Regions from separate parts of the Mus musculus genome. Here region 2 is linked to region 1. The links are chromatin loops, found by intact Hi-C in ENCODE. Cell type or tissue: left cerebral cortex. All regions are shown on one strand.

Region 1 (8,000 bases):
CTTTGAATAATTATAGGTTCAAGATTCTCATTTTAAATTTATTTTTTTTAAAGGAAAAAACAACACTGGAGAGCCTGACTCAGCAGTTGGCAGTTAAACAGAATGAAGAAGGGAAATTTAGCCATGGAATGATGGATTTCAATATGAGTGGAGATTCTGACGGTTTGTGGCTATTACTCATTTATACTCCAGGATGGAGTGGGAGGGGAGACTTGGAGCTGCTTAAAACAGCAAAAAGAACAGGCAGAAAGGTCACTGCCTACCTGACCATCCCAGTGGGGCTCACATTTACCGCAGTCACCATGTGCCAGGCGCTCCCTGTTGCTCATCTTTCCACCCCAATGGGACCTCTCAGTGCCTCTGCAGACAAGAAGATTGCCCCCAGTGGTTTGGAATCATTCCCGCAGGATCAGAGGGCTGTAAGTGCCACAGGGCAGGACTCAGGTCTAAAATGACATGACTCTGAAGCAAATATCCTGGTCTAGCAGCCAGCCTGCCTCTCGCCCTCCCATTTTCTGTACGCCAAACTTTGTACAACTACATATCTATCAGCTCATTTTGCAGCTTGCATTATCAGCTAGACACACAGTTCAAAGGACAGGTCTTGGACATGTTTCTTGCATTTTGCAGCCTCACCTGCTACGTTATCTACACATTGACAAAAACCTTCTCTAACCCAACAACACTCTAAGCATGTAAGCCACAGAGACAAGAAGTAAGGGACTCCATCAGCTCTAAATAGGCTCTTTATATGTACAATCTAAGCAGCACTCCATTTAGGGAGCGCCATGCTCCTTTCCTATACTTCAGCCTCGTGTCACTTCAGACAGCACAGTTGGCAGTCGGGGAGATGCCCAGTTCAGCTGATACAGCAAAGAGAACATAAGAAGAAACTGTAGTTTCTCTTATACAGATCCCAATTGGGTTCTCCTTCCGGTACCAGGTATCATGTGTGTTTTAGGACTTCAGTGGCCCAGCCTTGCTGCAAGCTGGAAGAGACTCAAACCACTAAGACTCAAACAGGAAGAGGGGGATCCCTGTGACCCTTCAGCAGCAACTCTTCTCTGGCCATTAAGATTCTCACCAGCCCAAAGCTAGCCAAGCTCGAATATCTAACTCCACGATCCTGTTGCAATTGAACTTATTCTATTGGAGAGCCAGAAAAAAAACAAAATCTTGCAGCCATTGCCTTCCCAGAATAAACCTGGTCTGCGTACATACAAAGAGCCTATTTAGAGTTGACGGAGTCCCACACTGCTGCTCTCGTGGCTTATGTTGCTGTAAGGTGTAAGGACCGGAAACAGCAGATGTGCCACAATCATTCCCTAGTTACAAACACATTTCCGAAGGATGCTGTTGTGCATTAGCGCTGCTGTTTGTCAATCGAGAGGCAATTACTGGTCGTAACACATTTCATCAATTTTAAGTTATGCTCGCATGATAAAATACACTCTGGCAATAAAGCACCACGGCAGAGAAGCTTGTGCTGCCAGTGTCTAATTTAGCGATGCTCATATGCAAAGCAGCTTCCAGTCTATACTGAGCAAGGAGAATGTAATAGATGAGCACGAACCATGTGTGCTTCTAGAGAGATACGGAGCTGAGAACCATGTGTGCTACTAGAGAGATGCTGAGCTAATAACCATGTGTGCTACTAGGGAGATGCTGAGCTGAGAACCATGTGTGTTACTAGAGAGATGCTGAGCTGAGAACCATGTGTGCTACTAGAGAGATGCTGAGCTAATAACCATGTGTGCTACTAGGGAGATGCTGAGCTGAGAACCATGTGTGCTTCTAGAGAGATACGGAGCTGAGAACCATGTGTGCTACTAGGGAGATGCTGAGCTGAGAACCAGGTGTGCTTCTAGAGAGATGCTGAGCTGAGAACCAGGTGTGCTACTAGAGAGATGCTGAGCTGAGAACCAGGTGTGCTACTAGGGAGATGCTGAGCTGAGAACCATGTGTGCTACTAGAGAGATGCTGAGCTGAGAACCATGTGTGCTACTAGAGAGATGCTGAGCTGAGAACCAGGTGTGCTTCTAGAGAGATGCTGAGCTGAGAACCATGTGTGCTACTAGAGAGATGCTGAGCTGAGAACCATGTGTGCTACTAGAGAGATGCTGAGCTGAGAACCAGGTGTGCTGCTAGAGAGATTCTGAGCTGAGAACCATGAGTGCTACTAGGGAGATGCTGAGCTGAGAACCATGTGTGCTACTAGAGAGATGCTGAGCTAAGAACCATGTGTATTACTAGAGAGATTCTGAGCTGAGAACCATGAGTGCTACTAGAGAAATGCTGAGCTAAGAACCATGCTTCTAGAGAGATGCTGAGCTAAGAACCATACTTCTAGAGAGATGCTGAGCTAAGAACCATGCTTCTAGAGAGATGCTGAGCTAAGAACCATGCTTCTAGAGAGATGCTATTTGGTTGTTTTCACCTTGCCAATTGTATAGAAGCAAGATTGATTACTTACCCATTCTCCAAATTAATTAAGATATACAGATGAATGGGGGTATTAAAAAAGAGGAGATGTGATCTTGTTTGCGGTAGAGGTACGAGGAGTCTCCAGCATCTTCTTTATGCTGTTTTTGTTTGTACGGATGATGATGACAACAGTGAAGTCTTAGCTGCAGAGTGCCCTGTTCCCAGGCTCCCCTTGTCCTCACTATCTGCACTCGAGCACCTCTGCTTCTTGGCTGTGGACTACACTGCAGGAGATGCCTTACGGGGTCTGATAAGGCCACAGGAGGAAGTGCGCACCTTCCTGAGGCTCAGGGTGACTCACAGGGAAAAGGGGTCCCTTGTTGTCAGTGGCCTTGATATCTGGAATACAACCATCACCTTGTCTCTTTTGAGAACTTAACATGCTAGGAGGAAAAACATCCAGTGGAATGTGTGTTTGTGTTTTTAAGAACCAATCGTAATACATTTATTGGTTCTTTTCTTCCAACCCTCCAGTGTCTTTTGTGGGCAAGGTAGACAGTCATTACATATACTGACACATGATTGAAAAGAAACACCAACCACATCAAAAGGAGGCATTTGTGTTGTTTTGACTGAAATTCTGTCTAGCATGTTTTTGCTAATGTGTCCTCAGAAACAAAAAGGGGGGTCCAGACACTTCAAGTCCTCACTGTCTCTTTGTTTCCTGCAGAACCCATGAGTGTTCCACACTTTGACCAGATTCTTTCAATCTGTAATATTCCTGCAGCACTGGTACACTCAGAGACTAACTCGCCCATTTTCCCATAGGATCCAAAAGCAGTGTGTCCCAGGTTTCTCTGGACTCTTTCAAGTAAATGCTGAAGCCATCCATAGTCCTCGAAAATCCAGGACAAAATGAGAACTGGGTTAAAAAATACAAACATTTGCTGCCACAGGCTTATCACAGACACTTCCTAAGCAAGCATCTGCCTTAGGAACTGCGCATACCATTATCAGAAGTACTTTTTGTTTTCTGATATTTTAATAGCCGAAGAAAACAGTCATCGGGGAGGAACCCTGCCAAAGTCTCCACACTGACATAAGTGCTGCTCTTCCCCTTTTCTAGGAAGCGCTGGAGTCTCAGAGTCAAGAATTTACAGGGAATCCAGGGGACGTGGTAGCAACGAGCCCCACATAAAGCGTCCAATGAATGCCTTCATGGTGTGGGCGAAAGATGAACGGAGGAAAATCCTTCAGGCCTTTCCCGACATGCACAATTCCAACATCAGCAAGATACTGGGTAAGGAGGTTGCTGAAGACTGAGTGCGTGCCGGGAGACGTACTGTGCCGGGCTGTGCTGTCTTCTGCTCTCAGGGAAAGACGATGGGTGTGGAAGGCAGGCTGCTCCTGTGTTCTGTTAATATTCCAGAATAGCAGTACCATCACTGAGGGCCCAAAGGACAACAAAGCACCCTGGGACCTTTACTTCTCCGTTTCATCTGTGAACTGGACAGGCAGGTCTTATGCCTGTCTTGCCCTCCTTGGAAGAAGCATAAGGATGTGGGAGTTCTGTTTGGTATTCGTGGTGCGCTGGGGGAAGGAGGAGAGGACATAGACCTAGAATAGGGCCTTTACTTTCAGTAACCCTGCAGACGACTGTGCTTTTGATAAGTCTTAGGAACATGCAATAGTTTTTCATTGACTTGAAAAGCAGCTTTACCTACCACTGTGGCTCCCAGTGTACAAGAAGACAAGATATACCTTTACCCCAAAGCACAGACACTCAAGCACACGAGGAGATGGTTAGGGAGGGCATGGATAAGGAAAGACTTCGTGTAAACTGGTTTAAGGCAAGGGCCAGGCTGAGCTGAAAGGAGATAAAGGCTCTAGACTCTGTTTGTGCTTTGGCCTGGTCATTACCATGTTAGCATCATTATCCTCACCTTTATCTCCAACTGGCACGGTGGACTATGGCAGCAAGAAAAGATTTACATTGCCCATTCTCTGACAGTAAGAGTTCAGAACAAAAGTCCCTAGCTCCATCGGAAAAAATTAGGGCTTGAAAAATAAGTAGCAGCACACACCTAAACTACTTTATTAAAATAGATGATGCTCTTGGAGTTACACCCACATTATAAAGATATATCTTTGCGGGCCCATTAATGAGCTGGCTGCCTAAACATAGTAACTAAGTGTACTCTATTCATAATCCCGTAACCCCAACCAAGGCAGTAGATGCCCCCCCCCCCGGCTGCACGGCGCTTGTAATCCAACCAGATCATATAGAAAACACACGCACTTACACACGTGTGCTTTAATATTTCCTTCTAAAATAGTTTTCAGATGAATCCATGCATGGAGTCTGAGAGATTAGAACAAGTGGTGTTCCCTTGCAGAAGTGGGACTCCGACATTTGAAAACACAAAGTTGTACAAAGTACAGTGCTGGAAAGGACAGAGCTGTACCAGAATTCCCTAGTGTCTCTGATCTATTCATCCCTTCAATTACTTCATCCTCTCCTCCTCACGAATTACTCAAATTTGGTTGTATTTTTTTTTTAAAACAGGGTCTCACTATGCAGCCCTGGCTGCCCTGGAACTAATGATAGACTAAGTGGGCCCAGAACTCATAGAGATACGTCTGCCTCTGCCTCTCAAATGCTAGGACCATGCCTGCCTCTGCCTCTCAAATGCTAGGACCATGCCCGCCTCTGCCTCTCAAATGCTAGGACCATGTTCTACATGCTGCACATGCTTCATTTGGATTTGATAATTTGATAAGTGAGCTTGGTGCTAAATCCTTCTCGCCGGTTCAAACTTTGTTCTACAAAGAAGAGCAGACTGCTCAGTGGTTAGTGGTTAGTGGTTGCTTCCCGAGTTAGGTTTTCAGCCCTCATGATAGGAGTCTCACAACCACCTGTAACTGCAGGTCCAGACTACCCAAGGCCCTCATCTGGGCCCATGGGCAAATTCAATCAGATGCACACACAGAGAGAATAAAAAGAGAAAAATAAAACTTGAAAAGTTTTTTGAAAGATAGTCATTTTATTTCTAGGAAATGTAACAAAGATTCCTTATGGTATAGCAGTAAGTGGCTAGGAAAATCTTTTCTGACTCAAGGTGAGCTTCACCATATGACCTCTGCTGTTACAGTCTACATAGAAGATGGCTCCAGCCCAAGCCTTCCTGATACAGCCACATTAATTAGACATGGGGCAATTTTAGTCACCCAAAAATTAAACACTGAAGTTTGGGGGTGGGGGTAAGTATTTAGTCATAGATTTAAATAAATATAAAATCTTCAAATAGCCGCACGATGGTTCTGAGTGGCCTATTTCATGGAAAAGTACAAAGAAGGCTTGATGTTTCTCTCTTTACCGACTGTTTTGGATAACAGCCTCCGACAGCATGCTGCTAATTCATTCTGCTTAAAACAGGCGCTTGAGCTGGGTTGACATTTTATGTAGTCTCTGGGGATCCTAGTTGACATTTTAAAGGGCTTCTAAGCATTTTATAATACCCTAAAATCTGGTTTTAATAAGCCATTCTGCTGAAATTGTTAACATAAGGAATCACCTTTTACTGTTTGGCTCGAGATCAGGGACTGGGGGACATCTTTTTCTGATTAGATATACAGTAGTCGGAGTAAAATGTGCAAATTCATTACATGCCCCGTAGAGATGACATCGCCGCTCAGCTCCCGCTCCTCTTGGAGCCTACTGCCAGACTCAGAAGGAAGAGTCTGGAAAAAATAAAAAAGGCTCCTTATTTTCTCTTACTTTGAGCATCAAATATGTTTTCATTGCAACTGATAACTCTTTTGTTATCAGAAGGCATTCCCTACAGTCTCTTCATTTGCCTTGCAAACAGCCCACCACTTCTGCACTGTACATGGCTGCAGGCACAAACCAAACCAAGTAACTGTTTTCATCTTTTTGCGGGGAAAGGGTGGGCCACCACAATGTCTTTGCTAGCATTCTCCCTGACTGTATTTAGGGCCCTGCAGTCAGCAGCTGTTAATTTTGGGGAGCCATTGAGACTAAGGTGAAGCCTCCAGTTGGCTATCCCCACCCAGAGGAATAATTAAATATGTAAACTGGATTTGCTTCCAAACTGAGACTGCATGGTCTGAAGATAGAGTTGAGCCTCCACGTCCCAGTTGGTACCTAAGCTATCTTAATTCATAATTATGAACAAATATGTAATTGGAGTAATGGGAGGGTACGTGCCTGTAATTCCAGCCCTTGGTATATTATAAAGCAGGAAGACTGGCTAACCTGAGCTACCCAGAGAGACACTGTCTCTAAAAGATAAAATTGTCATTATTATGTGGCCCTGTTGTTTCGAACATAGCTCAAGACTGGGTGTTATCAGGAAATATACTCTCAGGAGGTGAAGTGGGGAGTTTTAATTCTCACCCTACCAACCCAGCATCATGCACAAGACAGGAAATATTAAAATGGCCACCAGTCTAAGGCAGGTCACCTCTAAGAGTAAGCATGCCTTTCTTTAGAGATAAAATATTTTAGAAAAAAAATTGGGAATTATCTTCAATACTTCATAGTCTAATTGAATTTCCTTATTTTTATATTCTGGGTTTTTTTAAAGGTAGGTTTTGCTCTCAGCCAGTGGTTCTCAACCTTCCTAATGCTGTGACACTTTGTTATAGTTCTTCATGTTGCAGTGACCCCGAACAATAAAAGTACTTTATAGCTACTTTATAACTATAAATTTGCTATTGTTATGAATGATAATGTAAGGGGTCACAACCCACAGGTTGAGAACCACTCTTCTCACGTGTACTATGAACCAGAGTTTGGGGCTGTACTTAAAATAATGTGGTCTGAACACACTGACTATGCTGCTCAAACAGAAGTTTTAGAATGGAAAACAAGCATCTCTGCTATTTGAACCTGAGCTGCGTTGGGAATAAAACAAAACCAAAATCTATCCCGATTGGGGGCAACCTGTCTAAAGCACTTCTGACAGCCCTGCTCACGGGCTTCCCCATCCACTTCCTAACGTTGCACGTGCAAAACTGCACACATTGAAGGCTCCTCTCATCCCTAGGCAAGAATGCTTGGCAAGCTGCTGCCTCTGCCTGAGTTTAGGGTTTACAGCTTCTTCTAAGCTCTTCCCTAAACGATGCCTAAAAGCCGGGACTGGACTCCTGCTTCATTCGTTGGTCTCTTTCTCTCCTTATCAGGATGCTTGATGAGATGGTGTGACTTTTCAAGATACCTGGGGTGGTGGTCTTCTTACTCTAAGAGTACAGGGCATTGAGTGGCAGGAAATAGGGCAAGTTCTCTCTCTCTCTGTCTCTCTCTCTCTCTCTCTCTGTCTCTCTGTCTCTCTGTCTCTCTCTCTGTCTCTGTCTCTCTGTCTGTCTGTCTGTCTGTCTCTCTCTCTGTCTCTCTGTCTCTCTGTCTCTCTCTCTGTCTCTGTCTCTCTGTCTCTCTGTCTCTCTGTCTGTCTGTCTGTCTGTCTCTCTCTCTCTCTCTCCCTCTCTCTCTCTCTCTCTCTCTCTCTCTCTCTCTCTCTCTCTCTCACACACACACACACACACACACACACACA
Region 2 (8,000 bases), 350 kb before region 1:
GATGCCATCCAAGCTCCCGCTCTATGCATATGGAGACGCACTTATAAATATAGATGTAAAGATAGCACAAGCATTCGGCATGTACGTGTTATGTGCCAGACTCCCAGTCGCTTTGAATGCCTCCTTTATTCTGTGTTCACGACGCTCTCGTCGTTCATCCTCTCCTAACCTCACACAGGCAGGAGGGGGAGCACACAGAGCTAGTTCCTAATATTCTCTCTGGTTTTGACATCTGAGTGTGGCTTATCAACCTTTCAGAACCTTCCCTGTGATTAATTTTACTGTATCTATTACTCTGTCTTATTTAACTTACTTTGTGGCTTTGGGAGCCCAACCAAGGACCTCACTGGTCCAAAATAAGATGTGTTCTTGAACTATAGCCCTAGTGTTAAGGATTTCTTTCACACTGCCACACTATTATTGATTAAGGAAATAAAATGCTCCTATAACTTTAGAATTTAATATGTGATTTGGAAGAAGACTATCTTTAGGTATTTTATGAATATATTTGCTTTAAATACTGATTATGTATTTAAACTAATATGGTAGAAACTTCATGCACTGATTGGGACATTAACTAACTAACTAACTAACTAACTAACTAACTAACTGTTGCTTTAGTTTTGTTTTTGAGGCAAGCTCTTCCTCTGTAGCCCTGACTGGCCTGGAACTCACTGTGTAGCCCGGGCTCTTCTCAAATTTGCAGTGATTACTCTGCCTCTGTTTCTCCACCTATGGATTGCAAGCATTTGCAGCCACGCTTGAACTGTAATGCTATGTTATAGAAACCTGTCTTTTAAAAATAACTTAATTTATATGATAAGCTGGAATGCCCAGTGGACTCCTGGGTCTATCCAAGGATGCTTGTTCAATGTCTTCTCTGCATTAAATCCACACATGGAAACCCCTTGCTGGTACTGTGAGACTATAAAATGTCTCTAATATCTCTCTCTCTGTCTGTCTGTCTGTCTGTCTGTCTCTGTCCTCTCCTTTCCTCTCCGTTTTTCCTCCTCTTTCTCCTCTCCCACATCCCAACCCCATCCTCCTCCTCTCCCTTGCTCTCTTATCCTCAGTACCTTTAACACACATCATGTACTGAAATCAAGTCTTTGCACAAGGACCCTATCTTGTTAGAAATGGTATCTGATCATTTTTGTGAACTCAGCAGCCAGGCAACTTCTTTATACTATCCTAAGTTGTAAGTATGTGAGCATTCATATCTCATGTGGTGATATGAATATCTAAACATATTTTACAAATTGGCTGACAACAGCATATTTATTAAATGTGAGAGTAATCCTTGGGAGAAAGTTGTACCCTACTTGAGGGTAGAGTAATGGTAGCTCTGAGTAGGAACTTCAGTTGAGTCTGACAGTAAAATCATAGAATCAGTGACACAGTGGAGGCTTCATGGAAGCAGGAAAGCATTGGAGGATGGAATCTGCCTTCGTGGTTTTCTTTTCTTTTTTTTTTTAATTTTTTATTAGGTATTTAGCTCAGTTACATTTCCAATGCTATACCAAAAGTCCCCCATACCCACCCACCCCCACTCCCCTACCCACCCACTCCCCCTTTTTGGCCCTGGCGTTCCCCTGTACTGGGGCATATAAATTTTGCAAGTCCAATGGGCCTCTCTTTCCAGTGATGGCCGACTAGGCCATCTTTTGATACATATGCAGCTAGAGTCAAGAGCTCCGGGGTACTGGTTAGTTCATAATGTTGTTCCACCTCTAGGGTTGCAGATCCCTTTAGCTCCTTGGCTACTTTATCTAGCTCCTCCATTGGGAGCCCTGTGATCCATCCATTAGTTGACTGTGAGCATCCACTTCTGTGTTTGCTAGGCCCCGGCATAGTCTCACAAGAGACAGCTACATCTGGGTCCTTTCGATAAAATCTTGCTAGTGTATGCAATGGTGTCAGCGTTTGGATGCTGATTATGGGGTGGATCCCTGGATATGGCAGTCTCTACATGGTCCATCCTTTCATCTCAGCTCCAAACTTTGTCTCTGTAACTCCTTCCAAGGGTGTTTTGTTCCCACTTGGTTTTCAATGAGTGAGTGTTTCAGTTTTAATGTTAGATCCATATACACTACTGTAGGCTTGAAGTAACCCATGTCTTGTTTCTTTGTTTTATTCTTTGATCTTTAACCATTGTTCCAAAGATTTGGAGAGGCTGTAAGAAGCCCCTGGAAAGCACCGCCATTCATCAGGGACGTAACCTTTCCCAGTTGAATAAACTCCGCATGGCATCAGTTCTTTATCTGCGAAGTCCATGCTGTAATAGTCTCTGTTTCATAGGATACTTTCACTTCTCAGAGAAGAAGTAAAACCTTGTATGGTAATTCATGCCTTTAACCTTGGAACTTGGGAGGCAGAAGAAGGTGCATCTCTGTAAGTTCAAGACCAGCATGGTCTACAGAGTAAGTTTTTGGCCAGCTAGGATGACATAGTGAGACCCCATCAATAAGTTACCAAAAAAAAAAAAAAAAAGGGAAAAGAAATTATATGTACTCTAGCTTGTCGAGGAAATGTTCAATTAACTGATGCTAATAACTCAGAAAGGGTTCCTAGAATATTCCATGTGCAGGTAATGTTGGGTGCATACTAATAAAAAATACAAAATACTTTGCAAATTTCTCTGCTTTGGGTCAAACTAGAATCTGACCTGCTTCCTAAGAGAGCAGCAGCCTTCCCCACACACTTTAGGCTTGATTTTCATCCCCTAAAGTCACACACACATGCGCACGCGCACACACACACACACACACGTGATTGTGCATGTGTGTGTTTGAGACATAAAGCTACATTATAAACTTTATTGTACATGTTTACCGTGTTCATGTATAGATATGTTTAAGTGCATATGTTATATGCAATCTGTATAAAACAGTAAGCCTGTACATAGAGATATATGTGTACTCAGTTTACATGGGCAAATACATGTATAGATCGTAAGTATGTATATCTGTGTGCATTGTCAATGTATACATGCAATACTTGTATGACATATAAAACTTAGTTCTTGGACGTATGTCATATGTATGAATGCATATATTGATAATGTGTACAGTATCAATACATGATCTATATATGCATAATATTAAAAATGTGACATATTTCATATATATGTGTGACTGCATATGCGTAGTATAAATTTAATGATTTTTTTTATATATAAAACTAAGACCTTGACTAAGAATACCTCTGAGTTCTCTGCAGTCATGATGAGTTATTTTGTAGCGAGAAACAGCTTGGGGTTTTATCAGGTCTTTGCAGTTGCTCTAGAGAAGCCCTGGTTGTCGGGAGGATGGTTTATTTTATGGATACTTAATATGTGTTTAATAGAAGAGATGCAGAAAATTCAAGAGCCCTTATTCACATTGCCATTTTTGGTAGAGACCAAACAGGAGAAAGAGCACTGAGTGATAATGAACTTAGTTGGAGACGGCACGTCTATAAGTAGCTAAACTAATGTTTGCCAGGTATGTAGATTTCTTGGTGGAAGGATACAGGCAGAGATCTAAGAAAAGGCTAACTAGTCCTGTAAACTACCTCCTTTAAATAGCAGTTCTTGCATCCAGGCTGTTGCTAAGAGATGGGGAACAATTAGTTCTTGACTGAGTTGTATTCTTGCCTAGCTTCGAGGGCCCTCCCACCTCTGTCCTTAAAGTGACTTCAGGTTTCAGAGTGTACGCAGTCAAACCAAGACGAGCCTCCATGTGAACAAGGCCCGGGAGCCAGAGAATACACTGTCGAGGGGACATGCATGTTACGGATGCTCGTGATGGTGGATGGGTAGGCTTTTGTGGTTCTGAGAAATACTTTGTCCTGCTGGACCCTTGTTGTACCCTCAGACATCTCTGACTTGGTTCAGTCACTTAAATGGACAGATAGAGGGTCTTTGACGTTCTCCAGTGACTTCACTGAACCTGCTCTTGGTGTCCGCTCAGCAGCAGACACATCTCCGCTGACTCCTCAGGAAGTATTTAGTGAGGAGTCGGACCAGTGGGTCTACCGCAGGACAGGACTGGTCACCGTGAAGAGTGAGGAATGGCAGGGCGGCTGCTGGAGGGGACGACAAAGTCTCTGCTTACACTTAGCAAATTGAGAGTCTCCTTTGTAAAATACCAGGGCTTTTCCAAATCAGAAAAAGCTTGCCCCAAAAGCTGATGGGCTGTTTGCTTGTTTGTTTGTTTTTGTGGTGTAGGTGTTTTCAGAATGTTGTTTATAAAGATGGCTCCTTATTAATAATATTGGTTCATTGTTATGAGGGGACTCATCAGCCCGCCATGCTATTTTGTTTCCGTTTTAAAAATCAAAATGTGATCAATCTCCAATAAACTCCGAGTTAGTCAAATCCGGAGACAATCATTTGCTCTCTCTTTGTGTACGTCAATTTGCATGTGTAGCATGTGCCCATGGGAGAGCTCTATGCACACACATGTGGTCATACATATGGCGACTTACACCCTCCTTCATCAGTCTCCACCTATTTTTTGAGGCATAGTCTCTCACTGAATTTCCATCTCCTGGATCCCAAGCTAGCCCTCTGGAGCTCCAGGAGTCATCGCGTCTCCACTTCCTCTGCGCTGGGATCACAGAGGCACCGTGCCCCTGTGCTGGAATTTCACAAGGGTGCTAGGGATTAGACTCAGATCCTGTTCTCACGTGGTATGCATTATGCAAGCTCCCAACGCCTCTCATTAATTTTTTTAAATTAAAAATAAACCTAGGTGCACAGGTATGGAGAGGGACTTACAGCAAACTAATTCCACTGGCAACCTTTGTCCCTGTCTTTCAGATCTTTTCTTTAAGTCACTTAAAAGTTTAGTTAAGGGCTAATACCCTTAGTTAGCATGAGAGTCCCCATACACTGTGACACTGCTACACCAGTGGCGTCAGTCCCCACACAGTACTGATGCAGAACATGCAGCCCACGGCCACCTTCTCCAATGGTCTCCGCAGTGCTTTAGATAGTTTTGTACTTAAGGATTGATTCTGCCTTAGGCCCTTCTTTCTTCATCTCTGTGAAGTGAAAGTAGCTGCTCTTGGTTTGGTGTTTGGTGTTGACACGGACACTCAGAGAACAGTGCAGGGATACAGCACACAGGGATCTGTCACTCATGATCACAGATTACAATTCTATGACTAGAGCGTTGTGGCAAGGATGTTTTGACCAGCACAGAGCCTGTCTGTACTAGGCAATACTCAAGGGGGAAGTGGGTTTCCTGCATGTCAGAAGCACTCACAGCTTAAACGGAAAGTCACCTAACCAGAGACACCAAATGTTGCTGCAGGTCATTTAAGAAACTGATTCTTAAGTCTGTGTTCAAGACAGCAGGTTTAAAGTCATACTTAAAGCGTTCATTGTTCAGTTTTCATACAAAACTATGTGTCACTATTCTAGGGAAAACAAACTCACCTCTATTCTTGATCACTGTTCTCACGAGCTAGAAATGTTCTCACAAGTTTTAAGTGGTGTTCATTGTGTGTCTGGAAATGTTTTATATTACAGGTGATTTTCTGCCTTGACTCTAACACCTTAAAATATATGTCAAAAGCTTCAGATGTTGTTTAGTTGGGAAGTGAGTGCTTGCCTGGCCTAGGGAAGGTCATGAATTTGAGTCCCTCCACGCATTGTAAGTGCACACATGCACACGCACACACACACCATACCTCAATGTGTATATGCATGTACTCATATGTATGTGTGCCCATGTTATGTGTGTACACATGTGTGGTGTGTATAGACCTCTGTGTTATGTATATGCCAGGTAGGTTCCCCCGTGTAAAGTGTTTCTATTTCTGCACCAGTTTACTTGTTTGTACCCATTTAGGATAAAACACATGATCCACAACGTTAGTTTGCAGATGACCAGCAAGAGTCACAGGCAAGGCCTTGACCGGTGGTCTTCAGTGTATCAAGCAGTGCACACTGCCCGTGGCTGGGGGCTCAGTCTATACTAAGCCTGGATCACAGTATCATGGGAGGACCGGAGATGCCCTTCTGCTGGATCCTACACTGCACGCTCTCTTTTGTACCCCACTCCCACCCTCTACCCCCAATAGATGGTCAGGGAGTCCTTGTGCTGCTTCCAATGAGGCTGTTCTCCAAGATTCAGAAAGTCAGTCCTGACATATTCATTTGTAGATTAGGAAAATTCTGTGAATAGAGCAACCATGATCTTCACCCTGACACATTTCTGCATCCAGGTACATTTTAAACTGTGCGGATGGATTCAAAAGGGAAGTGCCCACCCTGTAGTCCTGGACAGTTTAGGGAACAGAGTAGGCCTCGCCAACTGAACAATTGAGCCGTTTTCCACTCATGGCGGCCAACTCCCTTCGTGACTCAGCAGCATTTACCTCTGTAGCTGTTCGCTTTCCATGCCCTTCATCCCACCAAGGTCTGGGAGGGAAGCTCGAGGCTGGGGGCTTAGTGAGAGTTAAAAGAGGTGTTGTGTGGCCAGAGTAAGTAGAGAGGAGCAAAGCTGGTGAGGGCTGGTGTCCACAGCCTGTGGAGTCTCCCTCTGATGAAATGTGACCACTGAAGAGTGATTTGATTCAATTAAACCCTTAAGTTGTCATTATCCTGTTCATTGGTGGAACATGATAAACCTCATTGCGAAGTACTAAATATAACGTTTTTTGTTGGTTCAATACAAGCTGTCATGTTATGTTAGGGCTCAAAAATAGTGGTTCTAAAGATAGATTTTTCCAATGTATTAGATATCCTTAGGTAAAACCCAGCCTGCTCATAAAAGCTAAGACTGCCTCCTCGTAAGCATAGACGCCACTCACTGTTACGTGTGCTGTTTAAGTGCATTCTGTTGCCTTAACACTAGCAGGGGGTTCTGCCATCTCTGTTTCCTCTCTTTCTTTTTGAACAGTCTTGTTTTTTCAAGCTGAAAGGTTAGTTTTCTTTTAGAATATTCCTTTTATAAGTTTACATATAGATCAATCCTATGAAGTATGAACTTTGTGGGCTCCTGAATTTAATTGCCTATCCAGTATTGCCTGGCCAGTCCTATAGAATTCTTTATGAGGCCAATGCTTCTGGCCAGAGGGTCAGTGGGGCAGCATAGCTCCTGCTGAGTGTCTGATGCCTCTGCTCTTTTCACACCACCCAATACTGAACTCTGTATTTTACTCTGTCACAGAATTGAGATTTTATAGAATATTGTTGATTGGACAGATGTGACTGGGGGGGGGGGGGCAACCTTATTTGTGGAGGAGGGACCATTGGCATTAAAAGATTCTCCACACCAAATCCTTCAGATTTCAGGCTAATTAACTATTAAGATGTTCAGTGTTTTAATTTTGTTCATGCTTTAAAAATCGCAAAGGCTAATTTATTATAGTTTTTTAATTTGGTTGCTATTATTTTAATAATTAAATTTATTTACCATAAATTAATAGCAGCCAATTGTTTCCGGGGTGAAAGTTTTAAGATAGAAATGGATAAATTAATTTTAAGACTCATATGTTAGGCTTATTTCCCTCTTTCACTCATTCTTTCTTTCTTCCTTTCTTATTTTCTTTCTGTTTCTTATGTTTGTCTGCTTTTTTCTGATGATTCCAGGCTGGCCTTGAACTTGGGATCTCTTGCTTTACCTCTGGGACAGTGGACTATTGACATGTGTCCCCTGCCAGGCTTACTTTAAGTTTCTAAGTAGGAATCCCAGTTTGAGCCACTAGTTCTTGCCTGCTGCTTTTAGTATGTATAGGACCTGGGATTCTTAAAGATCATTGCCAGATGTATAAATATAATTAAATAAAAATATAGTAAAAGCCAGAAGGATACAAATAGCAAGCCCTACTCTCTCCAATGTACAATAAATACTGCTTTCCTTTTAAGAATAGATAACTATTTTGTACATATAATAAATGATGAGGAATTAAAAACTTATAGTATTTTATAATATATATGCTTTTCTGTGCTGTTTCAACAGAGAGGGATATAAACGTATAAAATCATCACATACTTTGATGCCACGTAG

What was found. Peaks named below come from ENCODE experiments on the same cell type or tissue, not always from the same donor. Only the 100,000 strongest peaks of a DNase experiment are listed, where the experiment ranks them.
Region 2: it touches region 1 in a loop (2.3-fold over the local background); 3 of 42 quality-filtered maps call a loop at or near these places.

The regions. Positions count from the first base shown.
Region 1 is chr6:143,836,898-143,844,897 of GRCm38, reverse strand. Sox5 (SRY (sex determining region Y)-box 5) reads left to right here. Exons shown (of 15, transcript NM_011444.3): 12 at 54-162; 13 at 3,551-3,724. Among named protein-coding and RNA genes, the nearest start is that of Gm52484, 53 kb to the left of the region's middle. In left cerebral cortex, no CTCF peak of the experiment used is centred here; DNase peaks (open chromatin) are centred at 1,532 and 3,653.
Region 2 is chr6:144,188,217-144,196,216 of GRCm38, reverse strand. The region is part of intron 1 of Sox5 (SRY (sex determining region Y)-box 5); the gene reads left to right. Among named protein-coding and RNA genes, the nearest start is that of Sox5, 17 kb to the left of the region's middle. In left cerebral cortex, no CTCF peak of the experiment used is centred here; a DNase peak (open chromatin) is centred at 3,591; H3K27ac peaks cover 377 bases.